Linked DNA regions of Homo sapiens: region 2 is linked to region 1. Evidence: chromatin loops called from intact Hi-C (ENCODE). Cell type or tissue: Calu3. All regions are shown on one strand. Links, peaks and the distances in the headings refer to the core of each region. The heading gives the core; the rest is flanking DNA. Region 1 overlaps DCDC2 (doublecortin domain containing 2). Region 2 holds the start of DCDC2 (doublecortin domain containing 2).

Evidence for each region. Hi-C counts contacts between places; a loop is a spot of excess contacts. Peaks named below come from ENCODE experiments on the same cell type or tissue, not always from the same donor. Only the 100,000 strongest peaks of a DNase experiment are listed, where the experiment ranks them.
Region 2: a loop joins it to region 1, with 4 times the contacts of the local background. A loop is called at or near these places in 15 of 110 quality-filtered maps.

What each region holds. Positions count from the first base shown.
Region 1 is chr6:24,276,878-24,293,521 of GRCh38, forward strand. It overlaps DCDC2 (doublecortin domain containing 2), which reads right to left. Exons shown (of 10, transcript NM_016356.5): 5 at 14,055-14,201; 6 at 11,975-12,029; 7 at 1,172-1,334. Among named protein-coding and RNA genes, the nearest start is that of KAAG1, 72 kb to the right of the region's middle. In Calu3, for the core only: CTCF peaks have their summits at 6,489 (motif pointing right), 6,690 and 7,333 (motif pointing left); DNase peaks (open chromatin) are centred at 6,524, 6,994 and 7,334.
Region 2 is chr6:24,352,678-24,369,321 of GRCh38, forward strand. DCDC2 (doublecortin domain containing 2) reads right to left here and starts at 5,382. Exons shown (of 10, transcript NM_016356.5): 1 at 4,781-5,382; 2 at 892-946. The coding sequence starts at 5,073. KAAG1 (kidney associated DCDC2 antisense RNA 1) reads left to right here and starts at 4,226. Exons shown (of 1, transcript NR_174942.1): 1 at 4,226-5,608. It also overlaps the pseudogene RNU6-391P. RefSeq lists enhancers at 7,107-7,695, 7,529-7,618 and a silencer at 7,239-7,388. In Calu3, for the core only: CTCF peaks have their summits at 7,171 (motif pointing left) and 7,371; DNase peaks (open chromatin) are centred at 4,844, 5,364, 5,795 and 7,414.

The DNA of each region.
Region 1 (16,644 bases), core at 4,417-9,416:
ATGAGCTGCCCAAGGTCAATGGCAGAGCTGGGACGAGAATCTAGGACTCCTGACTTCCAGCTAGTCTCGATCATTTAGGTCTTTGATGATTTAGACCCCTCCACTTCTCTGTGCAACTGGTTCACCCATTTCGCCTGTTCTTTTAACCTAGCCTCACGTGTCTTTGTTCTGACTCTTTAATCATTTGTGCAGCTTCCTCTAAACTCTCACAGGAGTTCAAACTGTCTCCTCAGCTGTGAAGCTCATATTAGCTCTAATTCTAATGTAACTCTTCATATCGACTTTGAAATAAGCTGGAGCTCCCAGGTGGAAGGTAAGGCTTTGCCCATTAATCTGAAACCTGATCCCATCAGTCCTCTTCCTGGAACCCCTCACAGTCCCACGGGTGGGGTGTGGTGGGGTGGGGTGTGTGAGGGGATCTCAGGGCAAGAGGAGCAGGAGTCATTCCACTGGTCTGCTTCCCAGCCAGCCATTCCCACCCCAGCGTCACTCCACTCTGAGAACACACTGGGAATAAAACCAAAAGTCGCCCCTCTTACAAAACCCTAACATCAAAGTTAACAATTTTCATTACATACTTCCTTAGTCTACCACACTTTTATCTCATACCAGTGAAATCTTGGACTAATGCAATTTTTTATTTTTATTTTATACCATCTCTCACCTGCTAGTGCAAGATGAAACTACATCTAATTTTGCTGAATAGGTTATTGTTTACTGATAAAATGTTATGTCTATTTAGTGTTCTCTTGGTTATCAGTATAATTAACAAAATGACTTTTCAGTAAAGATGATCTTTGACTAATAAATCATAATGAATGTGGGCAAGGGTTACAGACACACAAATAAGAGACCAATATCATAGTAGTTGTAGGTAAAAATATTAATCAAGCAATATCAGTGGGAGCAGAGGATGAAAAAAACATACTTTTAAAATAAGACTACCACAAAATATATTTGATCTCAAAATAAGTGTCCTCATGGCACAACATCTAATTACAAATAAAAACCAAGCATAAAAACAGCAGCATCTCTCATATACAAATACAATTTTCTTTGAAAACTCTCATATATGAAAATAAGGAATATCTTCTGTGGGCCCAGAGAAACAATGGATCTATTTAAGAATTAAAATTGTATCACAGCCTTAAGATAATAATAACACACTTACCACTATTTGGAATGGTTTCTTGTGAATTCTTTAATTTTACATTTTGTTTCAATTTCGTCAGTTTTTCTGAATTCACGTCTTCTTTTTTCCCTTTCCTCTTCAGGGGCTGAGGAGATGAGTTGTCACTGGATCCAACTGTTGACTTAGAGTGGCGATCATTTCCCTAAATGGCAAAGTATTAGACCCTTATTATTAGCTAATGAACTCTCAAAAACATTCCCAGTAAATACATGTCATTAACTACTGGTAAGCAGGGCAGGGGCAGGGAGGTGTATTGTCCTGGTTCTGCAACTGTCTATCTTTATACATTAACTCCAAATGTATCTTCCTGGAGGCAAAAGGGTCTAGGAGAGGAAGGAGGATAAAAATAATAGCTAACAATCATTGGGTTCTTAATATGTACCAGGTATTCTATAAAATTGTATTCACTCAATCCTCATGCTAGCCCTAGTTACTAGCTCACTAGCCTCATGCTAGTGAGATAGACACTACTATTACCACGTCACTGTAGAGATCAGCAAGTGGGGTTTAGAGGATAAATCTTGTGTAAGATCCTGTAGCCAGTCAGGGGCAGAGCAGCTGCCTCCAAAACCACTGTAAATCCACTGCCTTAACAATCCTCTCACTCCTGCACCTTTCTGCAGAACCAGCCAGTGTCTATTGGATGAGAAATGGTGACTTCCCCTACAGTGATCAATTAATCTACAAATACCTTCGTAACAAGTTGTCGCTATGGGTGTATAGATGTCATCCTACAAGCAGCCATACACTCTGCTTGTAGAAATTCTCCAATATTAACGAGTCTGTTGGTGACCACCATGGTCTCTAAGAATCGCAAATCCAGAGCCACACACAGACTCAAGAGGCTCACGACCACATGTCCCCACTTGTTCCTGAGGGAGCTGCGCAGCTGCTTGCCCCTACTCCCACAAGGCAGCCTGGGTGATCACACCTTCCATGGTTATCTCTGGTCCCCATGTGTCTCTCACAATGAAGACCCTGTGGCTGCCAAAAGTGGGCTCCTCCACACAAAAGGGAGGTTGAGTTTCGGTGGCTTTTATCACTGGCCCAGTACAGCTCCTGGGGAGCCACATAGCAGCCACTACATTGGGGGCTACTGCAAGGAACAGCTGTGCTGATACTGAGCCACTGCTACAGCAAGAAACTCCCTCTTGCCAGGCATGGTAGCTCCAGCCTGTAGTCCCAGCTACCTAGGAGGCAGAGGTGGGAGGATCATTTGAGGTCAGGAGTTTGAGGCCAGCCTAAGCATAGTCCCAGCTACCTAGGGGGCAAAGGTGGGAGGATCACTGGAGGTCAGGAGTTTGAGGCCAGACTAAGCAACATAGCAGGACCCTCCATCTCTAAAATTAACAATTAAAAAAATCAGCCTGGCGTGCTGGTACATGCCTGTAGCCCCAGCTACTCAAGAGGCTGACACAGGAGGATCACTTGAACCCATGAGTTTGAGATTGCAGTGTGCTGTGATCACACCACTGTACTCCAGCCTGGGCAACAAAGTGAGACCCCATCTCTAACAAAAAGAAAAAAGAGAAAAAGAACAAGAAACTCCCTTACTAAGGCAGCCTTGGCTCTCAGATGCTCAGGTGCTAAACTTACCTGAGAGTATGTGGTGAGAGGCTGCAGGTAGTGGAAAGAATGCAAGTTTTAGAAACCCCAGATACATGGCTGAGAGCTACTGCTCTGCCACTGAACACAGGGACCATGCCTTAACTAACTCTTAATTTCTCTAAGCCTCAGTTTCCTCATCATTTGAGTGGAGTTAATGTACTTGCCTTTAGGTCTAGCATGAGGATGCAATGATAAGGCTTATGGAGTGACTAGTACAGTGCGTGATGTATGGTGTTTGTTTAATAAGTATTAGAATGCTGTCTTCAAGAGCAGAGAGTTAATATTTTTCTTAAAAATCATATCAAACTCACACCGTATTGAGTGTAATCTTTATGCAACATCTGTACTATGCTTGTGTCTGAAAGTAAATGTAGTAATATTAAATAAACAAATCTGCCTAGAAAACTATTATAACTGTTCATTTTAAGCATTTATATATTCAGTCATCCAGAAGCATTTAAATGGATTTAGCCATCATCCAATTAGGAATGGAAAAATTCACAGCCTTACAAATGAAGTTATTTATGCTATTTTGTCATAGCCTACAAGTAAATGAATTATGCATAGGTTTATTAACAGTATGAAAACTTGTCCAAATCTATAACACTTTTTGTGTAATTTAATTTCCTATTCCAACTGCAATTTAAACATACAGTTTCCATTTAATTATTATGGTCACTGCAACCAGGGGTTTTTTTTTTTTTTCTTTTCTTTGAGGATTCTTTCTTGAGAAACTTAAGCTCTGCCATAAACTGTCTGGCAGAAGAAATATACGATTATAGCAGAAGTTCCAAAAGCATCAGCCAAGTCTCATAGTCCCTTTTATTCTCAATGGAGTCTTTCATCCCAAGATTTTAAAATTTTATTTATTTTTTTTTAGATGGAATCTCACTCTGTCATCCAGGCTGGAGTAAAGTGGTGCAATCTCGGCTCACTGCAACCTCCGCCACCTAGGTTCAAGAGATTCTCCTACCTCAGCCTCCCAAGTAGCTGGGATTATAGGTGCACACCACCACACCCAGGTAAATTTTTTTGAATTTTTAGTAGAGACAGGGTTTCACCATGTTGACCAGGCTGATCTTGAACTCCTGACCTCAGGTGATCCACCCACCTCAGCCTCCCAAAGTGCTGGGATTTACATGTGTGAGCCACTGCACATGGTCGATTTTAAAAATTTAAAAGCTTTAGATGAGAAGATCAACCTTTCACACGCCGTTAGCAAGCTTACTAGAATGTTCTGAGATGCTGTTGAACTTGCAAGGACTGGAATGGAACCCAATGAATGGGAAACCCTGTAGCTCAGCAGGATCATTTTCTGCAGTTCTCTGGGGAAAGCATTACTCACAAAGGGGCACGACAAGGGAGACGCAGAAGCCCCACTCTGGAGTGCGTGTCTTTCTAAGTCACCACTCTTGTTTATGAATAGACAGGAAAGTTCCGATTTATCAAATTTCTGATAAAGACACTCGAAAAAGGGTAATTTTGGAGTATCAAGAAAGACTAATTGATTCAAATCACTACATAATGCATAGATTTTGCAGTTGACACTCATGCATTCAATTATTGAGTAATAACTACTTTCCAGGAACTTTGTGAGTAAAAAGTAAACTAAACTAAGACAGGAAAGAATTGTTTTGTAATTAGAAAATTTAAAATAATTGAAATGCTTTTTTTTTTTTTAAAGATAGGCTCTTGCTATGTTCCCCAGGCTGGCCTCAAATTCCTGGACTCAAGCAATCCTCCTACCTCAGCCTCCTCAATAGCTGGGATTACAAGCATGTGTCACTGCACCCAGCTAAATGCTTTTAAGAAAAAAAAAAAAAAAAAAAAAAGGAGGGTGAAGGGGGAGAAGAGAAAAAAGTTGATTCATCTAAAGTGTTCATGTGAAAATACATAATACACTATATATATAAATTATATACACATATAATTCATATATTTGTTTTACACAATTACATAAATTATACATAGTTAGAGAGGGGAAAGGACAAAGGGAGAGAGGGAGCTTTTTCTTTCTGTAAGGCTTCCACATGTGACTTGTAACTCAAATACATAGATAGTCATTGCTATTGGCAGAGCATAAGAGATAGGGGAGTTTTGCTATCTCATACAGCTATCCCAGAAATAAAACGATATCACTGGGTGTCCCTTACATGCTACATATACATTAACACAAATACTTAACAAATTTATAGATAAGTATTATTATCACCATTTTATAGATAAATAAATTAACTTTCTAAGGGTCTGATTTTTCTACTACACTGAAACTTTCTAATGTCCAAAGCACTAAAAACTCCTATTACATAGTATGGTTCCCTAAAACAGCCATCCCAGAAGTAACAAATTATGGCTTTTTCTCAAAGTGGAAGAAATCAAGAAGCAGCCTAATTTGACAGGGTGTCCTATGCAAAAACTAGACCCCTTGAGATACTCCAACCACTGTCCTGCCCTTTGTCTCACATGCATATCAGTATATCCAAAAGGAATACCAAATCTCTGGCTCAAACAAACAAAAAGCCTAAAACAGCCTCCAATCATCCCTCACTCTACCAAGATTGGGATATTTTTTGTTTTGTTTTTTTTTGAGACTCTCACCCTACTGCCCAGGCTAGAGTGCAGTGGTGCTATCTTGGCTCACTGCAACCTCCGCCTCCCAGGTTCAAGTGATTCTCTTGCCTCAGCCTCCTGATTAGCTGGGATTACAGGCACCCGCCACCACACCTGGCTAATTTTTGTATTTTTAGTAGAGAAGGGGTTTCACCATGTTGGCCAGGCTGCTCTCAAACTCCTGACCTCAAATGATCCTCCCCACTTGGCATCCCAAAGTGCTGGGATTACAGGCGTGAGCCACCACACCTGGCCAAGATTGGGATACTTCTTAAACAGTTCCCTAGGCTCTTTCCAACTAGATCCAACCAACTCAGGTTTTTTTCATTAGCATAAAAACTCATTTCCAGTCCCCATGAAAATGTGCCAAAAACATATAGACCAAAAAACATCAAATTTAAAATAATTTCGTGAGAGGTTTGCCTCAGTGAGCAGCCTTCACGATGTATTTCATGGGTGCACCCAGAGACATTATAAGCTGGGGGTGGGGGGTAGGGACTAGACGGGGACTGCACCTGACATTTCTCTCATCTGCATATCTGGTGATGACAAGAGTAAGAAGCCCTTTTACCTATACCAGCCTCAGTTTCCCCCATGGCAAAATGGAGTTTTGGAGTATAAGGAATTCATCTTAATATGTGTATAACTTGCTTCACAGTGACATTGTGATACTTGAATAATAACGAAATTTTTTTGTCAAAACCGTAGAAATCATAATATTTGATCCTGTAAACTACTGACCATAAGATGTATAAGCCAAATGGTAATAAGGACAACAAAAGATCATTTAGTCGTTGGCTTTCACTTTCAAATACTTTCCTAATTTTTTCGTCTTTTCCGATAGAGGGTGCTATGATTCTACATGGTGTCACCTTGTCACTAGAAAACAGCCTTCTGCAGATGGGTTTATTCTTCAAGCTCAGCGAATTTAAGATAATTTATTTACATCTTCCTTTTGTTTTTAAGGCTAGAATCACAACTTAAAATTTTTCTCAACATGCTAATTTCTGTGACTCCCGCAGCACTGAGGCTATAAAAGGAATGACTTCTGGTCTGTCTTGCTTTGCACAAGGCATTCCCCAGGCTCCCTGACCAACTCAGTTACGCACCAGCAGGGGTCCCTGTGTACACTATGGCAGCTGCTTTCTCTCTTTCTCTCTCAAGCTCTACCAGTCCCTCATCCACACTCCCTTCTATATGCAAAAGAGCAATTCCTAGAAAGCCATGTAGGGAAAAATAAATTTCTAAAACTCTAGTTCTGTGTCCCCTTTGATTTGCATCATGAATTTAGGGTGCTTTCCCCATGGATTTTGCAGTGGTTCCTACAGCCAGAAGCTAAGCTCTCCCCACACAGTCCCCTTCACTCACACCCCTCCTCGCAGTGCCAGGCAGCTAATGATCTATAAAATGCATGCATTCTCCTGGGAACCAATTCATTAAAGGAAAGGAGTAAATTAATCCTGTTAAAAATCGAGCTTGTGACTTTGGATTTACTGGCATAGGAAGTTCTGTGTGGCTCAATGCCAAACATTCACACACTGCCTAAGCCGAGTTTGTGAGAACCTACCAGGCACTGGGCACTGTGCCAGGGGTTATTCTCCTCTACTCAAACGTGACCTCCTGAAAGAGGCCTTTCCAACCACCCAGCTGAAATAGCACCCTCTCTCACTTCCTCTTCCCATGTCTTCATGTATTTTTATTCATGTTTATCCCTGGTGTATATCACACGTATTGTGCATTTGTTTCTGGAATGTAACCTCCGTGCATTTAGTACTTCAGAATCTCTGGGCCCTGAAGCACCAGAACAGTCCCAGGACATCATATGAACTCAATAAATAGTTGTTGGATCAGCGAATCAGTCAATGACAATATACTCAAAGAAGAGTTATAATAGATGTCCGCCCCCACTGCGGCCACCTAGCGGACTCACCTATATCACATACCTGTACGTGTCCCACTGCCTCCTGCTTCTATTCTTGCCCCAAACCATTTCTCTAGAGATACCACAGCCAGAATGAGCACTTAAAAATGTAAAGCAGGCCAGGCGTGGTGGCTCACGCCTCTCATCCCAACACTTTGAGAGGCCGAGGCAGGTGGATCATGAGGTCAGGAGTTCAAGACCAGCCTTGCCAAGATGGTGAAACCCCGTCTCTACTAAAAAAAAAAATACAAAAATTAGCCAGGCATGGTGGCGGGCGCCTGTAATCCCAGCTACTCGGGAGGCTGAGGCAGGGAATTGCTTGAACCCGTGGGGCAGAGGTTGCAGTGAGCCGAGATCATGCCACTGCACTCCAGCCTGGGCAACAGAGTGAGACTCTGTCTCAAAAAAAAAAAAAAAAAAATTTTTTTTGAAGCAAATTATATCACTCCCTCCCTATAACCCTCAAATGGCACCCCATCAAGAAATAAAATCCAAACTCTTTGCATGCCTATATGATTGAGCCCTGCCTGCCTCTCCGATTTCATTCACGGCCTTCTTTCTGCCCTCCTCACATGCCAGGCTCTTTAGCAAGGGCCTGTGTGACTTTGTTTCCTCTGCCTTGGATGCTCTTCTTCCCCGGCCTCATCCCTGGCACAATTGGCTGTGTTAGATATCATTAAGGTCTCAGTTTCAGACAATTTTATATAAATCAATGCCCTGCTACATTTTATTTTCCCCATAGCATTTATCACCATTTGAAACTATTTGTACATTTGTTTACTAGTTGATCGTCTGTCTACTCCCATTCATCCCATCCATACCCTCCCCCCCACACACACATACATGCACACACACACACTAGAATGAAAGCACCATAAATCTAAGTCCTCATCTATCTACCACTATACGCTCAGTGCCTACAGTTCCTGGCACTTAGTAGGAGCTCAGTGAGTATGTTTGGAATGGATGACGGATGGAGTGGATGAATACAGGGTGCTACGGGAACACTGTGGAAAGAGGGACAAACTCTGCTATCATTTTATTTTTCTAAGTCATAGCATGGAACTACGTTTGACAACTTTGCTTTCTATGGGATGCAAATATACCTTATAACTGAGTCTTTGCTTAACGTCACTTCCTCCATGAGGCCTCCCCTGACACACCTATCTAAATGTGTTTTTCTTTTATTGTCTTTCATATTACTGTGCACTTTTCTTTCATTTTTATACTTCATAAGTATCCATTGATTAATGGAATCGCTTGTTTCACTTTTGTCTACTCAAGTAGACCACGAGTATCAGAGAGAGCATCAGATCTTTGCGCTCATTGCTGTATCCCTGGGGCTTACTACTGTGCCATACACCTGGAAAATTCAATCATCAGATGAATTGATGTGATGACATTGATGTATCACAGTATTCACAGCACAGTCTAAAAAACTTACAAATGAGCAAGAAATAAAAATTGCATGTGTGTACCTACACATGCATTTTAAAGCAGGAAATGCTCTACACATTTTTAATTAAAATTTTAGTTTTTCAAATTTCAGAATACTAAACATATCATTCCAAAGTTCAGTCACTGTGAATACAAAGAGTTGGGTCATGACTTTGGTCCTGACATCGACTTTCCCTGTGACTTGGGATCAATTTATTGATCAATTTATTCAATTACAATCGGTCTCTGTAATCATTCCTCTAGCTGCACTGTGAGAATTAATAAGCTAATATCTATACAGTACACAGAAGGGATTCTGCTACAAAGTCCTAAAGAAAAACAAAAAAAGCAAAATACAATTTCCAATCCCTAAATTCATGAGTTTTATTTAGCTTTATAGTTGCTCTGATATTGTTTTCACCTCCTGAAATATTCTTCTCACTCCTCTTTGACCCCGCACCTGTGAAGTTAGGTTGCCTCAAGCCTGGGCCCTCTGTAATTCTCACCGCACCATCTTCCTCTAGGAGCCCCTCATCCATTCTCTCACTTGGCAGCACCAGTGAGACCTGCTCTGTTCAAGCTGTGCTGGGTGATGAAGTACCACAGTGATGCTACGTCTGCTGTTCAACTAGGACCATTACATGGTTGTTCAAATCTACAACTCAGGCCAGGTGCGGTGGCTCACACATGTAATCCTAACACTTTGCGAGGCCAAGGCAGGCCGATCGCTGGAGCCCAGGACTTTGAGAACAGCCTGGGCAACAAGGTGAAACTCTGTCTCCACAAAAAACACAAAAATTAGCCAGGCATGGTGGCACATGCCTGGAGTCCCAGCTACTCAGGAGACTGAGGTGAGAGGATCGCTTGAGCCTGGGAGGTCAAGGCTACAGTAAACCATGATCATGCCACTGTACACCACCCTGGGTGACAGAGTGAGACCCTGTCTCAAAAAAAAAAAAAAAACCACCTGCAACTGCAGCTTCAGTCCTGATGTCCTTGGCAGGCCTCAGCTCTGCCATTTACAACTGCTTGCAGCACACTTTCAACTAAGTTTCCTGATGATACTTCCAACTCAACATGTTTGAAATTACGTAGGTCATTCTTTGCCCTGGCTGCCTTCTTCTTGGCCATAGAACTACCATTTTCTCAAATTCCAAGCTTAAAAACCTCAGTTATCTTTGGCCCCAATTTCTCCATTAACCCCTTGTATCCAATCATCACACAAATCCTTTGTTCCTTGGTTTCTTCCAGAATAATCATCACTTCCTGCTGCCTCTACCACCTCCCCAGTCTAGGCTCCTTTCCCCTCATACCAAGATAGTTGCAACTGCCTTACAACCATCGACTTATCTATGGCTTCTCACCACGTGAAGTCTTCCTCCATGTAAAAGATCTGATGCTCCCAAAATGGACTCAGATTAATATTCTCACCTCTCAGAAGCCCTTGTGGGCTGCCCTCTATTCAAGGACAAACACTAGACTCTTCATTCTGCTATTCAAGGTCATGTAATAACTGTCACCACCTACCATGTCAGGCACATCAGCCCCCACACCAAAAAGGACCATCTGTTCCAGTCAGCCTAAGGGACTCATTGTCCCGGGGCTCGGGAGCAGGAGCTCTGAGCTGGCTGTGTGGATGCAATTCCTCCCCTCCTCCCCTGCCATTTGCTCAGTAGGAGCCTTTGTTTGTATTGTATTGTATTTTATGTTATTTTGTTTCATTTTTTTGAGACAGGGTCTCACTCTGTTGCCCAGGCTGAAGTGCAGTGGGGCAATCTCTGCTCACTGCAACCTCTGCCTTCAATGGGAGCCTTTGAACCTGTCACTTCTACTCTGTGTACTTCCTTTTTTCATTCCTTTTTAAATGTAGATGACAAAGATGCCTGCCTTGTGGGGTGAGGTTAAATAAATCACTACTGTAAAGAGCTTGGCATAGTGTTGAGCCCACAAGGGCCCGGTAAATGTCAGCCAGCGTGACTGCTTCTTCGCATGCCCACGTCTGCCCCAACCATCTCACCCTCCCTTGGATCTGAAGGTCCTCTCCCCTCATCTACCTTTTTCTGAATTTTAAACAGTTTCAAAGGCAGAGCTCAAATTCAACTTCCTCTGTGGACTGCTGCCATTGTACATTCAGTCCTTCCCTCCCTCTCATGGTCACCAATCTCTAGATATTTGATGTTTAGCATTAGCTTGTTTGTTGCCTTTTTAAGCTATCTTCTTTATTTCAAGTAGATTGTAAGTTGCTTGAGGGCAAGAGCTCTATTGATTTTTATTTTATTTTTGTCATAATAGTATAAGAGTCTCAGCTAATGAGTTCTTAATATCTGTTATGCTGAGTTCGGCACTACTTATGTACACAAAATTATTTGTCTTTCTTTCAAGAATTTCACATGATATAACCAAAAAAAAGGAGGGATCTAAATCATTAGGAGACAATATCATTGCCTAGAAATCATTTACTTTACAAAATACCAAAATAAGAATGTTGCTTAATTAATTCAGGGTGTGGGTGGAAGATGTCAAATCAGTTCTGATCACAACTTGTCGGGCAATTCAACCAAAAGGGAAGAAAGAGAAGCCTCAGCCAGGAAGAACTGCCAAGGCAACGCTCTGGCATGACATGGAGCTCACCCCATCAGGGAGCGCAGACTGAAAACACAAGAAGGTTAGGAAATTACCTACTAAATGCTGTCGTTACTCCCACAGAGTAGGTATTTAATAAATGTTTGCTGAATTAACAAACCATGAATAAATGATAAATGGAAAAGATTCAGATGGCAAACTAAATACCTAGAACAATTCTCAATCTTTTCAAGGAATATTAATGAGGATTATACCCCTTTTCTCAGCGAAACTTCCCTTTTAGTCTTCGTTAAAGATAGAAACCAAGACTGGATGATCATTGATGTGACCTACTACAATGGTTCTTACAGTTTAAAGTATTATTGCCAAGATTTTAAGTGCAATATAAATTATGTCAGGTGTATATACAAGGAAAAAATTTTAAAATACATATTCTAAAAAATGTTAGCTCTGTTTAGGACCATAAGTGTAACATTAAAGTTCTAGTGCTGTTTCACATAATTGGTTATACACCACGAAGCGGCTAAGTTTTATCTCTTGGAACTTAATTGAAGCCCAAAGGACAGTCTCTTTGTATCATATAAAAATATAGAACATCAACGAGGAAAGCATCTGATACTTACACTCCCTTTAGACTTTCTGGATCCTACAATAGGAGGTAGTGAAGAAGCTTTCTGACTGTGGAAACAAATTGCAATTTAGAAATCTGAATGTTGTTTACAAATAATGTACAATGCAAGATAATTATCATCCCCACCTGGAAGTCAACTGTTTACTGCTGTGTTTCACAAAAGGTAGATAACATACACTTTAACACATACTTTCCCAATTTCACAAAGATCATAACATTTCCAAATTCCATCCCAAAAGATTTGTAATGTTTTCCTGTATAATATTTTAATCAATGCTTACAAGTAAACTTTTAGTATCACCTGAAATTTGTATAGCATTTTTATCCAGATCCCAAAGTGTCCTATTTGCATTTCAAAAAATCATTTCCAAATGTGAATAATGATTTTTCCAGACTGAGTTAAAAACAAATTTCCTTCGTTTCTATGATGTCTTCTATGTCTACCTCTGATAGGAGAGCAGAGGTAAAACACTGGCATTTGCATTCAGGTAGTTTTTAAACAAGTCGTCCTCACCAAAAAGTTAAAAATTATTTTAGGCTGTAAGAATAAGTTGTTTTGTTGATATCTGTATTATTAGGAAAAGACCCATCTTGAAACCCAACTGAATCTCTCCAAAAATAGAAGGACACATATATAAAAAAAATTCTTATTAATTGTATGAGAAAGGCCAACGTGAGTTACAGTTTTCTTATTACCATCAGGTACACACTGTTGATCACAGCAGGTTAACCTAGGGCTGCTTAGCAAAGATGGCTAAAGATTTGATTTCATGGATGGGTAAGGTTGGTTAGCGATAAGTCAGCTGGTAAATAATTCAAAGGTGCTAGAAAACCATGTGCTCTTGCATAGTTCAAACACCACCCCTGAAATTCCACTTCATCTATTACTTATTTAGAAGCTCTTGGCCAGCCTCTCCATCAAGTTACACAAATTGTGAATTAATTGCAAACACACTGGTGATATTCTGCTCTACTTCTGCGGACGACAACCAAAAAAAATTTTTTTTTGCAATGGCAAGGTGGCCACAGAATCTCTGGGAAAAGCAACAGAGATGGATCCCTGGGCACCATGAGCAAGCCGAGAGATCCTGCAGCATGGGCCAGAGCTCTTCTTTTTTTTTTTTTTTTTTTTTTTTTTTTTTTTTTTTTTTTGAGACGGAGTCTCGCTCTGTCGCCCAGGCTGGAGTGCAGTGGCGGGATCTCAGCTCACTGCAAGCTCCGCCTCCCGGGTTCACGCCATTCTCCTGCCTCAGCCTCCCAAGTAGCTGGGACTACAGGCGCCCGCCACTACGCCCGGCTAATTTTTTGTATTTTTAGTAGAGACGGGGTTTCACCGTTTTAGCCGGGATGGTCTCGATCTCCTGACCTCGTGATCCGCCCGCCTCGGCCTCCCAGAGTGCTGGGATTACAGGCGTGAGCCACCGCGCCCGGCCCAGAGCTCTTCTTGAGTGACTCCGCAGTGTATCTCCTAGGCTGAAATAAAGCATCTTTCACAAATATATGACATTTCATGGAGAAAAACTGTTTACGGTATATTGTAATTAAAAATATAATCCTTAAAATTTTACATGAATTAACTGTACACCCATCCTCTCTATTTGCATAAGTGGGATTATGTTGTTTTTATATTTTACAGTTATTATTAAAACAAGTATAAAATATTATGAGTTTTTTAACACTCTTGGATGTTTCTATCCAAACCAACTGAAAAGTTATTTGGTCTAGCAACTATTAAGACACAAAAACTTCTAATAATGTTTGCTGTAGAGAAGCTCATTGCCCTGTATCTTCTTCACAATAATAAATTTTTGCATTTACTTATAAATTTCATGCATGCTAAAAAAAAACCATGTAGTCTTTCATAACTTCCCAGAAATTATATTTTTGTTCAATAGCTTTCAGTCTCCCATCATGGCAATAAAAACAAAGATCAATGTATACCATATATGCTTTCCATTCTAAGTAATAAATAAGATTATCAATTACATAAAATATAATGGTGGTCAGCAAAAGACCCAATGCTATTTCAAGTGGTAACTAAAGCATGAGGAGTGGTAAGGAGTAAGACTTACCCAAAAGGCCTTCTCATCGTTGACTTGTCAAAAAGTAACTCACTGTAAGGCAGTTTCTTAAACTTATCTCTGCCAACAGCCACATAAAACTGCCCATTCTCCAACTCTGCTCCACTCTCAACAAGTTTTCCTTCTAAAGTATAAAGCCTGTCGAAAATATGAACACCAACAATTAGAATTTTAACCAACATTTAAAGAATTGCTTAAGATTACAAAGTATTCTGGATGTCAAAAAAATTAAAATTACATAGTAAATAAAAACATTCTGTACTTAATTTAGCTCATTTGTTACTATCCTCATTATTGCATTATAGATGCCTCAAAGTTATCAGATTCCACTAAATACTAATGTTATAATGCAGATACAATGACTATCTTGCTGTACAGGGTTTCACCCCAGTGAGTCTGATGATCTGGCATAAGGATCCCTATTGCTGCCATATTAAAATTTTAGAGGAGAAAAATTAACTTGTACAGATCACAGTGCTTTAAATAAAGCTCTGTTTCCATTGAACATTGATTCTTCTATTTATATTTTGTTAATACTTTTTTTTTTTTTTTTTTTTTTTTTTGAGACGGAGTCTCGCTCTGTCGCCCAGGCTGGAGTGCAGTGGCAGGATCTCGGCTCACTGCAAGCTCCGCCTCCCGGGTTCATGCCATTCTCCTGCCTCAGCCTCCCAAGTAGCTGGGACTACAGGCGCCCGCCACTACGCCCGGCTAATTTTTTGTATTTTTAGTAGAGACCGGGTTTCACCGTTTTAGCCGGGATGGTCTCGATCTCCTGACCTCGTGATCCGCCCGCCTCGGCCTCCCAAAGTGCTGGGATTACAGGCATGAGCCACCGCGCCCGGCCTTGTTAATACTTTTAAATTTTATTTTCTTAGCATATTCATCAGGCTGGCAAGCTTCTGACCACATTCTGTGTAAGAACAGCCCTCAACCAAAATATTACATACAAACACACAGAGAACCGGGTCAGGAACAATGGGGTGAGAGGGCAGGAGGTAAAAGAACCCATTGCCAGTGTTAATGATGCAGAACTGCATAGCATTTGTGCTTCTTTCTTTTTTTTTGCCGTCCCTACTAAGCAAAACAAGAGTGAACATTATATCTTCCCAGAATCGAGCAGTTTCACAGTAACCTTCCTTTACTGTAAAACTGCTGCTACGAGCTACAATTAATATGTTACTTATTAAAAGAACAGTCATAATTTTACCAGATGATTTTAAATGTCCACAAAAATTTTTTTAAAGAACAGGAAAATAAGTATTAGAAAACTAAACCAGAAAGACAGTGCATATTTTTTAAGGTTATAAGCAAGAGCTATTAATAAATGGAAGGATTTCAGTATCATCAAAAAGCTTTCTGTCTTCCTATATTACATAATAAGATTAAATGTCATTTACAGACGCAAAAAAAAAAACCCATTGACCTGTCAGCTTGTTTCCTGATGACATAAATGGCCATATCATACAGAACCATGAAATACAATGAAAATAGCCACCAATAGCCACCAACATTCCTGAAATGTATTTGTGTTTTTAGTTAGTATACAGATGGTAAAGTCTCTTTCTTTATAACATTGTACCTCTACTCCTAACAAGTCTAAATATCAACACTTAACCCAGAATTCTATGTTTTTTGCCTTAACTTAAGCTGGACATGGTGGCCTATGCCTATAGTTCCAGCTACTTGGAAGGCTAAGGCAAGAGGATCGCTTGAGCCCAGGAGTTCAAGACCAGCCTGGGCAACATAGTAAGACGCTATCTCAAAAAACACTTGACCAGGGTTTCTGAATACTGGCATTATTGACATTTTGGACCAGATAATTCTTTGCTGGAAAGGTGAGTAGGCTGCCCTGTACATTGTAAGATGTTTATTAGCAGCACCTTTGGCCTCCACCCACTAAACAGTAGCAGTAGCCACCCCATCCCCAGTTGGGACTACCAAAAATGGTTTCAGGCACTGCCAAATGTCCCCAAGGGGCAAAATCATACCTGCTTGAGAGCCAATGGCCTATATCCAAGCACTATTTTTCTACTTTTCTTCAAAATAGTTATATCTCAATCAGTAGTAATTTCATAGCTAGAAATTAAAAACCAGCATAGCTGTGGACTCTGGAAACAGCCAAGATTTGACTTGTTTCCTCTGCAGGTAAGTAAAACGCAGTGAATAAATTCTTTTTGTTAATAGAGACAAGGTTTTGCTATGTTGCCCAGGTTGGTCTCGAACTCCTGGGCTCAAGTGATCCTCCCAAGGTGCTGGGATTACAGACGTGAGCCACCACACCTGGCCCAGCACTGAATAAATTCTAATTCATGATTTTAGCCTTCTTTTATATAACTGTTGTTGCTCTACTTTCTTCTTTTGCTACAAACACAAGAAACATAAAAAGCAAGTTCAGTAAATTTTTATGGGATGCTTTTTATATATGAATATACTGATGCATAGGGAGGGGCCAACCATAAGATTTATTAACGTTAAAGGAAAACGGTCATATCCCAAGAGAGCAGCAACCAAATCTCTCATATCTGCCATTACATTAAGAATTTCACCTATCCTAAATATATACGCACCCAACACAGGAGCA
Region 2 (16,644 bases), core at 4,632-9,631, 76 kb after region 1:
CAAACATGATGTGAGAGGAAATGGTGAGTGTTGAGGAGAGTCCCTCTGGGGCTCTGGACTACAAGTGAGAAAAACTACTTTTCCTGTTGGCCATTTCTTCATTGGCAGCACTTACCCATTGGAAGCACTTGTTTATTTGGGGTCTGAATGGGAAGAGTGGCTGTCTGGGCTGGTGAACAGAGGCCTATTCTGGATCTAACTACAATTTTCCCTGTCTCAGGCTGTGGCCCCAACTTTGTTTTTAATCTATTTTTTCATTCACAAACTAAAGAATACATCCTACAGAATACCTAAAACTCCACCAGGGTTTCAGAAGCTACGTGGAATGCGGTATTGTGAATATTTCACAAGCTCCTTTTCCAACCTTCACATAAGCTTTCACGAACTATGCTTAACTCGTACTTCGATAGAAGCTAAAACACAGGTGTTTTCCTGACATCACAAAGTGTCCAACGTGACATCTACTCATCTCCTTTGAAAGCCTCAGGGGCAGTTAGGGTGACCCTGGCTACATCAAACACTGAGTTATCAGAGGCACATTAGGATGAGGATGTAGCTTTGGTAAAGATTTATTTAACAACGCTCAGAATCTTCTCACTTGACAGGGAACCTTCCCATGGATTTCAATCAGAGAACATGTAGCTAGAAAAGAGAAAAATATGTTTTGTCTAATCTTGACATATCCTGCACATCTTAGAACATCTACTCAGTCTTTTCATTTCTGACAATGATTCAAAGAAAGAATTATCTTTGCCTTAAAACATATAATGTTCCATTTCTTTACATTAGAGAACTCATCAAAGTAGAATGCCGTCCAAATCTCTAAGACACACCATAAGAAACAAATGGCACCGTTATTTATTTGAATTTTCAAAATAATATTTGCATTACCTCTGTATTAACAACTTCCATTGGTCTTTTCTTGATTTCTCCTATGTCCAAGTAACTGAGGAAAAAACAAACAAACAATAAGAGTTGCTTTTATAGACTTTAAGTCAGTAATTTATTTTTAAAAATCATAAAAAAATAAAGCAACTCATAGGAAATTCTCAACCTTAAAGCAAAAACAAATAGCTACTAATGAAAAGCAATTACAATAGTAAAAACTGTTTGCAGTGTCACCAACCAGAGCTGACATATGTCTACCCTAAACTTCAAGAGAAGGAAAGTCTTAGAAATACATACATCTATTAGAGAACATTTTTCCCTCTTAATAGTTAGCTGCTTACTATATACACTATATTCTTACAGATTTGATTTTTTAAAAGAGTGGCTTATGTGCAAAGCTGCTTAACTGTTCCATTAAATACAGGCTTTAGGTCAAAGGAAGTACTGATAGCGTGCATTAGGGTAACAACTGGGAAAGGCTGAGAAATTATTGTCTCTATGAGAGCACCTTAATGATACAAAAACACTCACTCATGTGGGATGACTTTGGTAATTGGTTCAGCTAAGAAACAGATGGGTGGACTAGTTAACCTCTGGAGACCCCTATTATTCCATTACTATTTGCTCTAGATACTAACAGTGATCATTCTTTAGCTGTTACATAAGCACAACCTGAAAACTGTATACCTTTGTCAACTTCACGTGTAATATCACTGTGATGTGGTTCCAGTTTTAAATGGTCCCTAAACTGTGCTTCATACATAAAATGTGCTAAATAAACATTTTAATATTAAAAAGTATAAATCTAACATATAATTTATAATGATAGATCAATCCTTTACCCCAACTACTACAATTGCCAACTTGTCCCAAAAAAAGCTTATGTTAGAATTAATTTTGGCTATTGAAATGTTTTTATTGTTGCTGTTTGCCTTTTTGGATAAAATACTTTAGTTAATTCATATCTCTGGAAATTGTCATACAATGCCCCTATATAAAAGTAGTCATATTTTTAAAACAGTGCAAACACTCCGTCTTAGCAATAAAATGGGTCTTTTGTGGACCTGCAGGGGCTGAGTTTTGAAATAATACCAAAATATTCTGTCATGTGCAGGAAAGTGGTTTCAGATCCACAAGATTAATGCTGCAGAGTCAACTTCCAACAATGCACAGGGAAAGTTTTGGGGGAAATACTCTCTAGAATCCTCTGCTGTAAAATAAAGGTTGTGAATGTATGGTCTCACATTTGAAATAAATAAGGGTTTAATAGCTACCTGATGTTTAGTTATCGTTTCAAAAATATTAGAAAAATCTAAGTGAAAGCAATTCAAGCAGCGATTTGATCAGTTCCATTTGAAAAAGATGTTGCTGTCTTTCCCAACATTTAGGGTCTAAATGAAAGCCCACGAATTGTCCTCAATATCGTTTGGGCTTTCTTTTGTTCTGACAGTTTCTCCATTCTTTACATAAACTTATAAGTGCTAAGTTTCAAATATATTCAACATTCAAGTATTCTTGGCTTCTATCATTATAACCGTAGATACTACTTCTTTAACACAAATAAAATAGTCATCTGTCAGCATGGAAACCTAACCATGGACACTGTTATAACAAATTCAGTTTTTTGTGTATGAACTGAAAGCAAAAATAACATGCAAATCTCTTAGAGAGACTTGAGTACACTTTTTTATTTGGTGTGGAACTGTACCTTTTTTTTTTAATCTTGTGAGTTGGTAGGATCAAATAAACAAAAGAACATGAACTATAAAAGTGAGTCTACAATTTTCAGCCGTTCAGAGATTCTGAACCAGACTTTCATTTCCACGAAATTGCTTTAGACGGAAATATTTAATAAAAAATAAAGTATGTAACAAAAGGAACTGGTCATAGAGGTGTCTTATATTTATGTAACACTTTGGTGTTTACAAAACACACATCTATAGCATTTACTTTTTATCACAGCCCTGTGTGGTACAAATGATTATGCACCTTTTCTGTATTAAGAAACTGATTAGCTGAGTCAAGCGACTTGCCCAAGGACACAGAGCTGATGAGCAACTCAGTCTTCAGTCTCCTGGTTTTAAGTTTCCTTTAAGCATGCAATTTCATTTAGCCCTTTTTTACGAAGTTTAACAAAGCATGCTTAAGAAGCTTCAGGGGAGGGAAAAATAAATCCAAATATATCCCTCACTTTCCATGAAAAGAATGTCTGACGTAACAAAAAGTATAATAGAATACCTAGAACTCAATTTAAACAAATATAGGAGAAGAAGGATTACATTCAAGAATTTTAGTGATATTTTGAAAAATATTTCTATGTAGTTATAAGACTTTATTTGAATTTTAATTATTAAGAATCCAATAATGCTTATGAATTCATAAGCTTAGATTTATGGTCAAGGCTTTTTTCTATCCTGGGGCCCAAGATGAATTTCAATTAAAATGTTCTATTAAACTATGGAATACAGAGTTACCATGTGATCCAGCAATTTCACTCTTAGGTATACACCAAAGAGAAATGAAAACTTGTACACAAATATTCATAGATGCATTATTCATAATAGTTAAAATGTGAAACAACCCAAATATACATCAAACTGATAAATGGATAAGCATGGATATAAAAGGTAATATACCCAAATCATGGAATGTTATTCAACAATAAAAAGAATGAAGTATTGATGTATGATACAACATGGATGAACCTTGAAAATGTTACAGTAAGTGAAATAAGCCAGACATAAAGACCATATACCGTATGATTCCATTTATATGATATGTCCAGAATAGACAAATCCATAGATTCAGAAAATAGATTAGTGGTTTCCAGATGACAGGGGACAGAGGAAACTGGGAGGTACAAATGTTTTGGCGGGAGGGGTGGAAATGAACTACAATTAGTTGGTGGTGATGGTTGCACAACTCTGAATACACTGAAAGCCAATGAAATGGTTGGACTTCATGCCATGAGAAATCTATCTCAATAAAGCTGTAAAAAAAAAATGGAATGTAAAATTCTACCTGTCCTATAATGACCACCCCAACCAACTCTCAACTCACAATTCCCACATAACTTTATTTTTCTATGCACATATCCCTTTGTAGCTTGCATTAAAATTGTTAGTGTGCAGGTAGTCCAGTTAGACTGAAAGCTCCTAAAGACAAGGAATCATGCCTTGCTCATCTTTGTTCCCTGAACTGACGGTTTCTTAATTCACTGAACACTCACTATGAGTGAGCTCAAGAGCTGGGAATAAGGACCCCTGCCCTTGAAGGTCTAATCACGTTGCTGGAGACAGACAGTCGACAAATACAGTCAGCCAGTAAACTCTTCCTGCATTATGCTAACAGCATAAACATGCAGGGGGTGGGAGCAGGGTCACAAAAGTGAGTGTTGTCAATTCTACTTGGAATGAAAGGTTGAAATAATTTAAACAGTACGGGAAATGCAGAGCAATTTTCTCCTCTGGTGACAATATAGTGTCCAACACTTGGAAGTGATTTTTAAGAATGTTTATTTAAATTAAAAGGATGGATTTCCAAGGAAAAAAAATAAGGAAAAGGAAAGAAAAAACTGAACAGAAAACGCAAAAGTATCAGTTTGGTCACTAACCTTTGCAAGGATACCTTTTTATTTTCTTTAAGATTCCTGTTGTTTATACACAGATTTTAAGTTTACTCCTACTGCTGACCCAAGTGAAATTCCTTCTCCAGTCACAGTGTCAACCTCTACCCCCCAACTGCAACGAGAGTTTTGAGGGGCATCAATCACACCGAGAAGTCACAGCCCCTCAACCACTGAGGTGTGGGGGGGTAGGGATCTGCATTTCTTCATATCAACCCCACACTATAGGGCACCTAAATGGGTGGGCGGTGGGGGAGACCGACTCACTTGAGTTTCTTGAAGGCTTCCTGGCCTCCAGCCACGTAATTGCCCCCGCTCTGGATCTGGTCTAGCTTCCGGATTCGGTGGCCAGTCCGCGGGGTGTAGATGTTCCTGACGGCCCCAAAGGGTGCCTGAACGCCGCCGGTCACCTCCTTCAGGAAGACTTCGAAGCTGGACACCTTCTTCTCATGGATGACGACGCGGCGCCCCGCGTAGAAGGGGTCCCCGTTGCGGTACACAAGCACGCTCTTCACGACGGGCTGAGACAGGTGGCTGGACCTGGCGCTGCTGCCGCTCATCTTCCCCGCTGGCCGCCGCCTCAGCTCGCTGCTTCGCGTCGGGAGGCACCTCCGCTGTCCCAGCGGCCTCACCGCACCCAGGGCGCGGGATCGCCTCCTGAAACGAACGAGAAACTGACGAATCCACAGGTGAAAGAGAAGTAACGGCCGTGCGCCTAGGCGTCCACCCAGAGGAGACACTAGGAGCTTGCAGGACTCGGAGTAGACGCTCAAGTTTTTCACCGTGGCGTGCACAGCCAATCAGGACCCGCAGTGCGCGCACCACACCAGGTTCACCTGCTACGGGCAGAATCAAGGTGGACAGCTTCTGAGCAGGAGCCGGAAACGCGCGGGGCCTTCAAACAGGCACGCCTAGTGAGGGCAGGAGAGAGGAGGACGCACACACACACACACACACAAATATGGTGAAACCCAATTTCTTACATCATATCTGTGCTACCCTTTCCAAACAGCCTAATTTTTCTTTTCTCTCTTCTTGCACCTTTACCCCTCAATCTCCTGCTTGCTCCCAAATTAAAGCAATTAAGTTCCTGGATGTAGTTGCCCAGGTTTTTCTTTGCTGGAAGATAAATGTGCAAAGCCAGATGCGGTGGCTTACGCCTGCAAATTCCAGTACTTTGAGGGGCCCAGGCGGGAGGGCTGCCTAAGACCAGGAGTTCTAGACCAGCCTGGGAAACACAGGGAAAGCCCCCGTCTCTATAACGCGCCTGTGATCCCCTGAGGCAAGGAGTTTGAGACCAGCCTGACCCGGTCTCTACAATTAAAAAAAAAAAAAAAAAAAAAAAGTAGGTGGGCAGGGTATTCGCCTGTGGACCCAGCTATCTCGGAGGCTGAGGCGGGAGGATTGTTTGAGCCCAGGAGGTCGAGGCTGCAGTAACCTATGATTTTGCCACTGCACTCCAGCCTGGGCGACACAGCAAGACCCTGTCTTAGAAAATAAAATATATATTTTTTTTATATATATATTTTATATATTTTATTTTATATATATTTTATTTATTTATTTATATATTATATATTTTTATATATAATATATAAAATATATATTTTATATATTATATATAAATATATATATTATATTTATATATATATTTATATATTATATATAATATATATAATATATATGTATTATATATATTTATATATATAATATATTATATATTATATATATTATATATTATATATTTTATATATTATATATTATATATTATATATTATATATTTTATACATTATATATTATATATTATATATTTTATATATTATATATTTTATATTTTATATTTTATATATATTATATATTTTATATATCATATATATTATATATCATATATTTTTATATATTATATATTTTATATATTATATATTATATATATTATATATTTTATATATATTATATATTTTATATATTTTATATATTTTATATATATTTTATATATTTTATATATTATATATATTTTATATATTATATATTTTATATATTTTATATATTTTATATATTATATATAATATATATTTTATATTTTATATATATTATATATTTTATATTTTTTATATATATTATATATTTTATATTTTTATATATATTATATATTATATATATTTTATGTATATTATATATTATATATATTTTATATATTATATATTATATATATTTTATATATTATATATTATATATATTTATATATACTATATAGTATATATATTTATATATACTATATAATATATATTTTATATATAATATATTATATATATTTTATATATTATATATATTTTATATATATTTTTTATATATTTTATATATATTATATATTTTTATATATATATTTTATATATATTATATATATTCAGAGAGAGAAAGAGAGAATCCGGGTACCGTGACTCATGCCTGTAACCCCAGCACTTTGGGAAACTGAGGCAGGAGGCTCACTTGAGCCCGGGAGTTTGAGACCAACCTGAGCAGCACAGCAAGACCCCATCCCGGAAGGAGGGAGGGAAGGAAGGAAGGGAAAAATAACATTTAAGTGAATGAATGAATGAATGAGAAACAGAGCGAAGACTCGCGTGTCTAGGACCCCTAACCCCCTCCCCGATGATCAGCGCCGCCTGGCGGCGAAGCTCGGGTGCGCATCACGTGAAGACAGCAGGCAGCGCGCAAGCGGGGCCCTGGTTGGGGAGGCGGGCCCAGGAGGTGCCCTCCGCCGTAGTACCTACCGACACTCGCGTGCTGGAGAGGGGAGGGGAGCTCGGGCGCCGGCCGCGCGGGGGCGGGGCGGTGCGGCTCGGGTGGCACAGTGGTGAACTCTGCGGCGGCTGCGCGCCGCTCACGCTGTTCCTCCAGCTGCTGTTACCTCTGCGGGCCTCTCTCACCCAAGGGGAACGGAGTTGTTATTTCCCGCTGTTTCCATAGCAACCGCAGCCTCGCGCGGGGAGCGAGTCAGTGAACCAGGCCTGGCTTGCGCCTGGCTCCTTGGGATATGCTGGCTGCGTGGGGCAGAGGCGGAAGAACAGGGGTTTGGAGGAAGAGGGAGAAACAGGTGACATGATCATGCGCTCATTCATCATGCGCTCATTCAGTAAATGGACGCCTGCTGTGTGCAAGGCCCTGTGCTAGTTGGGGCCACGGCGGTGAAAAGGAAAACCTACAAAATTTTGAGTGCCTACCCTGTGCCAAGCTTTACGCCAGGGAAAGGATTTTTTCACTGCCGCAAGAAGGCTAAATGTCTGACTGGCTGTCCAAGAGCCCACATCTGTGCTATTTGTGTAGATTGTTAGCTCTGTCTGAGGAATAACAGGGAGAGGAGTTGTGAGAATAGTAACAGCCCCAGTAAAGAGTCGCTTTGTCCAGTCCAGTCTGGGACATACATATTGTGGCACCAGGAAAATGTTTAAAGAGTTGAAATTTTGCAGCTCATCTCTGCCAGTGTTTCCTTCATTCCTCCTAAGACTTTTCTACCATGTGTCATGTCCAAATTACTGGGTGTTCCTAACTCATCATGTACGAATAAAAAGAACTGCCATTAATTGAACACTATAACCATGGACCAGGCATTATGTAAGGCACTTTATGTAGATTATCTAATATTCACAATAACCTTCAGAGGTAAATATTATTCTTTCCTCAGATGAGGAAACTGAAGGGTAGAGAAATCAAAGACATTTACCTCAGGTCACACACACAGGAATTCAAACCCATTCTAAGGATTAGAAAACGAAAGAGAGAGAGAGAGTTCAAACCCAGTTCTGTCTTATTCCACAAGCTCCATAACCAGTCATATCACTGTGAAAGATGAATGTGTGGGACATTGCAATCTGGAGAGAAACTTTTTTTTTCCTTCGAGATTTCTGTTCTGAAGAAATATTTTTATTAAAGCCATGTAATACATTAATGCTTTGAAAGTTAACAGTTTTCAAACGCAGGAACAAAAAACCAAATACCCGCATGTTCTCACATATAAGTAGGAGTTAAATGAGGAGAACTCACGGACACAAAGAAGGGAACAACAGATACTGGGGCCTACTTGAGGGTGGAGCGTGGGAGGAGGGAGAGGAGCAGAAAAAATAACTGTTGAGTATCAGGCTTAGTACCTGGGTGATGAAATAATCTGTACAACAAACCTCCGTGACACGAGTTACCTATATAACAAATCTGCACATGTACCCCTGAACCTAAAATGAAAGTTAAAAAAAAAAAAAGTTAACAAATTTCAAAAGAAGGCCAAAGAGAACAATACAGGGAGGAAATAGACAAGGGAAATTTTGTGAGCTGCTTGTGGAGAATGCACAGGTTGAGGGATGGATGGGGAAAATACCTGTGAAAATGTGCTACCACATAGGTGAGTAAGACAGAATACTTGTTATGTGGAAATGGAAGGCAATCAATTAAGTAGCCCCCTCCCCAAACAACCTAAAATTCCCTATCATCTATATTAGCCCAGTGTAAAATGAAAATGTGGCCTCTTATTCAAAAATTAAGAATTTTATGTTAGCAACAGCAGAGCATTAAACCAATCATGGGGTCCTTCTTGATGTGGGGACCCTGACGCCAGCCCATGAAGCTGCCCGCATCAAGTCTATGCCTCCCACTGCGGTATCTCCAACCCGGATGTGTCTCCTGAGCTTAGATTCATTTATCCAGATGTCTCTTGGATATGATGTGGTGATAAGTGTTTAACTGCTGGCTTTTAGGAGGGAAGAGAAGGCCTTAATTCATAGCATTTGCCAATCTCTGTAGTTTACTCCAAATATGGCCAATTTCCAGATGCCAGTCTAACATCACTGAAGCCATGAAATGTGCAGTAGCAAGTCATTGTATGGTATTTCCACCATGCAGGCACAGCAGACTTGTGTAACTTTAAGAGCACAGATAGTAGTAAAATGTAGATGGAGATGAGTTTTGAGTATTTATTATCTTTGTTTTCAATGTAATTTATTTAATTGTATATTTATACAATTATTTTTTATTTAATTGCATATTTATACAATTTTTATTTAATTGTATATTTATACAATTATTTTTTATTTAATTGTATGTTTATACAATTATTTTTTATTTAATTGTATGTTGATACAATTATTTTTTATTTAATTGTATGTTGATACAATTATTTTTTATTTAATTGTATGTTTATACAATTATTTTTTATTTAATTGTATATTTATACAATTATTTTTTATTTAATTGTATATTTATACAATTATTTTTTATTTAATTGTATATTTATACAATTTTTTTATTTAATTGTATATTTATACAATTATTTTTTATTTAATTGTATATTTATACAATTATTTTTTATTTAATCGTATATTTATAAAATTACTTTTTAACAATGCCCATGTTTACAATTCCTGAGAATTTAACAGTTGCCTCACACGCCAGAACAAGGCAGTTCCAGGCACACAATTCTCCTGACAGCTTCTCTAGACCATCTAAAAGGCAGCCTAGACTCGAAACGTTCACGGGATCTCAAGTTTTCCTCAAAATCACTTTTCCTATGTTTCCTGTCTCCACAAATGGACCCTCATCTACTCATTTGCTCAAAGCTAGAACATATACATTTCTCTTCTTCACAGAACACATTTAACTGTGGCAGAGGAACAACAAAAACAGTCAGATATTTGCAATCTCTCTCCCTGCTCCAGATGCTTGCTGAATTGGTTTTGGAGCTCTTCTCTCTTGTGCAAAGTCCGAACACTGAGCAAAGTGAGAAGGCTTTAAGAAGCCAGAAAGGTTAGATAAACCCTGATCACGAAGAGCTGAGGTAGAATGAGGAGCGGAATGCTAAGGAATGAGGAGCTTCAGATGGATGCAAGGGAATGTTTGAGAACACACATAGGAAAGGAGGGGAGAGTTTTTGTATTTTAGCTTCTTCCTAAGTATATGAAAGGCATTGAGAATGAGAGAGATGGCCAAAGAAGATTCTTAAAGAAGTGTTGCTGTGCATTAAAAATAATACCACCAGCAGGGCACGGTGGCTCAAGCCTGTAATCCCAGCACTTTGAGATGCTGAGGCAGGTGGATTGCTTGAGCCCAGCAGTTTGAGACCAGCCTGGCCAACATGGCAAAACCCCATCTCTAAAAAAACAAAAAACTAAAAAAATTATCAGGGCATAGTGGCATGCTCCTGTAGTCCCAGCTACTCAGGAGACTGAGGTGGGAGAATCATCAGAGCCTGGGAAGTTGAGGCTGCAGTGAGCCATGCTCATGCCGTTACACTGCAGCCTGGGTAACAGAATAAGACCCTGTCTCAAAAAATCAAAAAGAAAAATAATAATACCAACAAGGCATTTGCTGTTTCCTCAAGAGCCTAGATCTCTGAAATGCTTTCAATTATATATTTCTGCTTAAGCAATATTTATTTTGATGTAATACTGTGCTAAAACCAGACCACATTGCACCCTAGGTTTATAAGGGCTCTTCAACTAATCACCAAGTTCTATCAATTCTATCTCTCAAATATTTTTTAAATCCATCCACTTATCTCCAAACCCATTTCCACATTTTGAATTCAAGGCATCATCATCCCCTAAGAGGTAACCCTGTCTCCAGTTTGCTTCCCTATTATCCATTCTCCACAGAACAGTCATCCTGAAAGGTCGCTGAAAACACAGATCTATCCATTTCACTTTCCAGCTTAAAATTCTTCAAATCCTTATCATTTCTCTTACAGTGAAATCCAATATCATCAACTTTGATGACAAAGCCATAAATATACTACTCTTGTTGCTTTAGTTTCCATCTCTTCTCACGCAAATCTTCCTATGGCTCTCCAAAGTGAAGACTTGTACCATCGCTTCCTTTAAAATCCCTTTGGATGTACTTTACAGCCCCTTATCCCCCCATTCCTATTTATTTGGCTCCTTCCAACTCCCTCTATAGATCAAGTTCCAACTTAAATGTCAGTTCCCCAGGAAATCTTCTCTACCCCACTCCCCAGATCAGGATAAACCCCCAACATATTACATATTTTTTCTCTATAGGTTTTATCAATTATAAGTATAAATTTTTAAATGTTTATTTATTTTTAAAAGATGGGATCTCACTATGTTGCCCAGGCTGGAGAGCAGTGGTTACTCAAAGGCATGAGCATAACATACTGCAGCCTTGACCTCATAGGCTCAGGTGATCCTCCCACCTCAGCCTCCCAAGTAGGTAGGACTACAGGTACAAGTCACCATGCCTGGCTACGTAATTACAAATCTTCATATAATTATATGTTTAATTGTAAAGCTTTATATAATTACATGTTTAATCTTTGTAGAGTTAAATGTTTATATGTATAAATTCCCTAAGGAAAAGGATTGTGTTCATTTTATTCATCAATGTCTTACTAGTACCTAGCACAGAGGCTGGAACATAGTAAGTATTAAATAATTATTTCATGAATGCATAAACAAAAGGAAAATATATTAAGTTTAAAAATTAACCTAAAACTTCAAAAACTGGAAAATGCTCCTGTAGAAGGAAACATATTTTCAGATCAGCAAAAAAAAAAAAAGTACAGTCCTTGACAACCGAAGAGATTCTAAGACTAATTGCTTAGCTTCCACAGAAAATGCACAGCCACGTGCAGAGGTGTGCACCTACACAGGAAACCAAGCTCTCTTAGCCAGTATTGAGTTTTAATATCCTTTCAAGGCAACAGAGATATGTATTAAATGTGAGACATATTCTGCTAGTTTTTCCTTAAAAAGTGTCACCTTTACAATTGGTTTTCACATCTTAGCCTCAAAAAGAACAGGAACTTGAGGGCCTTGAGACTGTTTCTTGGACCTACACATGGGTAACGGTGACTCTCTGACAAGCCTCTTGTCAGGTGAATTCAATTAGTTCTGGTAATGGCTAACCTCTCCTTCAAATCCACGTGCTAGGTGGCCTACCCCAGTTGGCTATATTAACTGGCTAACTCATTGGCCAATATTGACTATAAGGGGTATCATCCTTAACTCCTATCCAGAACCAAATCCTGTAGCTTCCATTTGCCTAACATACCTTAATCCTTCCTCTACTGCTCATCCTCATTGCCTCACCTAGGTTTAGAGCTTTGTTTGTTTGTTTTGGAACAGAGATTTGCTCGTCACCCAGGTTGGAGTGCAACGGCATGATCTCGGCTTACTGCAACCTCTGCCTCTCGGGTTCAAGCAGTTCTCCTGCCTCAGCTTCCTGAGTAGCTGGGATTACAGGTGCCTGGCACCATGCCAATCTAATTTTTGTATTTTTAGTAGAGACAGGGTTTCACCATGTTGGCCAAGCTGGTCTCAAACTCCTGACCTCAGGTGATCCACCTGCCTCGGCCTCCCAAAATGCTGGGATTACAGGCGTAAGCCACCACATCCAGCCTAAAAATGCTTGTTCCATACATTGCCATGTAACTAACGAGTTAAGAACAATAAAAAGGCTTGCTTTAGCAGCACATATACTAAAACTGGAATGATACAGATAAGATTAGCATAAGTTCCTGTGTAAGGATGACATGCAAATAAATGAAGCATTCCAAATTTTTTTCCAAAAGAAAAAAAAGAAAAGAATAATAAAAAGTAATAGATTGTTGTTGTTGTTTTTGTTGTTGTTGTTGTTGTTTTGAGACGGAGAGTCTCACTCTGTCACCCAGGCTGGAAAGCAGTGGCGTGATCTCGGCTCACTGCAACCTCCGCCTCCTGGGTTCAAGCAATTCTTCCACCTCAGCCTCCCGAGTAGCTGGGATGACAGGTGCACGCCACCAAGCCTGGCTAATTTTTGTATTTTTAGTAGAGACGGGCTTTCACCATGTTGGCCAGGCTGGTCTCAAACTCCTGACCTCAGGTGATCATCCTGCTTCAGCCTCCCAAAGTGCTTGGATTATAGGTGTAAGCCACTTCTCCCAGCCAGAAGTAATCATTTACTACTTTCTTTATTTCCACTTAGAATGTGAGATGAGTAGAAACAATCTCCTAAAACCAGAAACATTAAACTTTATTTTATATAAAATCATAAGTGGATCCTGAAGAAAACCATAAAGTGAATTCTGAAGAAAACCATAGTTGTTTATCTTCAAATTCTACATAAACCAAATACCGTATTTCTCCAAGTTACAATTTTATTTCTCTGAAAAACATATACAATTTTATGTTGACGGATTTGATAGCAGTGAAAAAACTTTCAGTTTACTAGAATGAGACCTGCAAACCCCTATAAAGTAGCAAGTTTAGAGGCCGAGATGAAGGAAAGTTGGGAAAACTCAAACCAAGAGCTTCTATTTTCTCTGTGCTATAGAAGAAGGTATCTTCCATGGGTCTTCTAGCAGTTAGTATCATGGTAAACATTAAGTGTTTAATAAATGTTTGTTAAATGAATTAATCTGAGCATGAAGGGTGGTGTGGACATGCAGGAAGAAGGGATGCACCTTGAGGAGCGTTGAACAGCTGCTGTGATGTGTCCAGTGTTGTATTAGAAACCATTATGGAGTATATATGCTCATATGTGGTTTCTGCCCTTAGTGCTTTTTAAAGAGAATATTGGTAGACTTTCATTTCTGACAACATGGTGAGCTAAATATCTTGGATCACTCTCCTTCTAAAGCAATCCAAAATGCTGGATCTTTTTTTATAAAATCTAAATCTTTTTTTTTTTCTTTAGAAACAGGGCCTCCCTCTGTCACCCAGGTTGTGGCATGATCATAGCTCACTGCAACTTCTAGGCTTAAGCAATCCTCCTGCCCCAGCCTCCTTAGTAGCTAGGATTACAGGTGTGCACCACTACAACCGGCTAATTTTTTTAAATGTTGTGGAGGGATGGGGGTCTCTCTGTGTTGCCCAGGCTGGTCTTGAACTCCTGGTCTCAAGCAATCCCCCCATCTTGGCCTCTCAAAGTGCTGGAATTACAGCCATGAGACACCATGCCTGGCTAAATGTCTAAACCTTTTTAAATGCATTGCCAATTCGGCAAGAATGAAAAGAATTCAGAAAAGCCAAAACTTGGGTAATAACAGAAATCCTGGGAAGTAAGCAAGCACTAAAATCAGCTTTAAGTATACCTGCCCATGCCCTGGTGACCTGGAACTGTTATTTTGATGGCTACACAGGGACAGAGACACAAGAGATAGGCCTAGGGCCTCCCAAGGTGAAGATTCAGAGAGAAGTTCCCCATGCAAATATGGAACCTCAAAGAGTTAGACCATAAATGTAATGGTGAATAAGAAATTAGCCCTCTTTGCAGAGCAATTACGGCAAGAAGATATGCTTATTTTCCCATTTGTGCTAAAGGCCGAGGTGGGAGGAAGGGATCACAGAATTTCATCCTGATGCTTCATAATTACATCAGTTGACCCCTAGATAGTTATGGAACCTAATTAACTCTGTCTTTGTGATCTACAAAATGTGAGGCAAAGAATTAAATGTAAAGTGATCCTGGATTGGAATTGTTCTCAGATGGCTGACAGAAACCAACACAAATTCTCTCTGGAGGAACACAGCTTCTACTCAATTTACAGATAATCTCCATATATAATGTTCCAAGAAACATGAATATACAGTAAAAAAACCTAAAACTTATAAGAAAACAAATGATAAATGGGAATCTGAAGGAACAAGAGACAGAAGAATCAGACCTACAAAAATTTCAGATACAGGAATTATCACAGGCAGAATGTAAAATAATTATGTTTACTATATTTAAAGAAAAAAAGCGATTGAAAGTATAAGAACAAAAGACTTTTAAAATGACCAAAGGTTTTTTTAAAAAATTGTGAAGCAGAATCTCTAGAATTGAAAAACATAATTAAAATTTAAAACTCAATGAAGACTTTAAATAGCAGATTAGTCACATCCAAAGAGAGAATTATTAAACTAAAACAGTATATTCAGATAAGTTATCCTTGCATCTCATTTCTGGACTTCAGTTAAAAAAAAAGAAAAAAATAACAAATAAGTTATCCAGAAGACAGGACAGAGAGAGAATAGATGAAAAATATGAAAGAAGGGTTAGGAGCTAAAGTAAGACTATTTACTATATCTTTAATCAAAATTCCAGAAGGAGACACAAAGAGAATGAAGCAGAGGCATTAACTAAAGTTTTCTGTAATTATTGAAAGGTTCAAATATTCATATTCAGGGAGTCAAATGAATCTTAAGAAGAAAAAAAAACAAAGAATAACCACCTTAGGATATCGTAGTGATTCTGCGATACAAAATAGGCACATAACAAAAAATCAAAAGAAATTAGTGGGAAAACACGTATTACCCACAAAGAAAAGACAATTCAATTAATGACTGATTTCTCAAAAGGAACATTACAAACCAGAAAACAGTGGACTAAGATCTTCAATGTGTTTTGAAAATAGTTGTCAATATGGAATTTGTGCCTGGCAAAATTATCTTTCTAAAGAATGAGTACAAAATGAGAGCGTTTACCACCAACAGAAGTTCATTAAAGGAAATTTTAAGAACTTGGCTCAGACAGAAAAAAAAAAAATTGACGAATGATAGTCTGAGGGGCAAGAAGGAATGGTGAATGAAGACACTGGTAACTATGTGATAAATATTTTAAATGACTACAGGAAACAATAATGACACTGTCTGATTGTGGAATGTATGATTCATATAGAACTAGAATACTAGAAAATAATAGAATGTAAGCCAGGCGTGGCTGTAATCCCAAGATTTTGGGAGGCTGAGGCGGGCGGATCATTTGAAGTCAAGAGTTCAAGACAAGCTTGGCCAACATGGCGAAACCCCGTCTCTACTAAAAATACAAAAATTAGCTGGGTGCAGTGGCGCGTGCCTGTAATCCCAGCTACTCAGTAGGCTGAGGCAGGAGAATTGCTTGAACCCGGGAGGTGGAGGTTGCAGTGAGCCAAGATCATGCCACTGCACTCCAGCCTGGGAGAAAGAGTAAGACTCTGTCTCAAAAAAAAAAAAAAAAAAAACCAAAAAGAGAATAACAGAAATAAATGGGGAAAAGAGTAATCAAAATGTAAGCATTATAAGCCCCTTTTGTTTGTTTTTGTGGAGTAAGATAAATATAATAACTTGTGATATTGTTATGTATGCATGTTAAAATGTATAGGGTAACCATTGTTTTAAAAAATAGACAT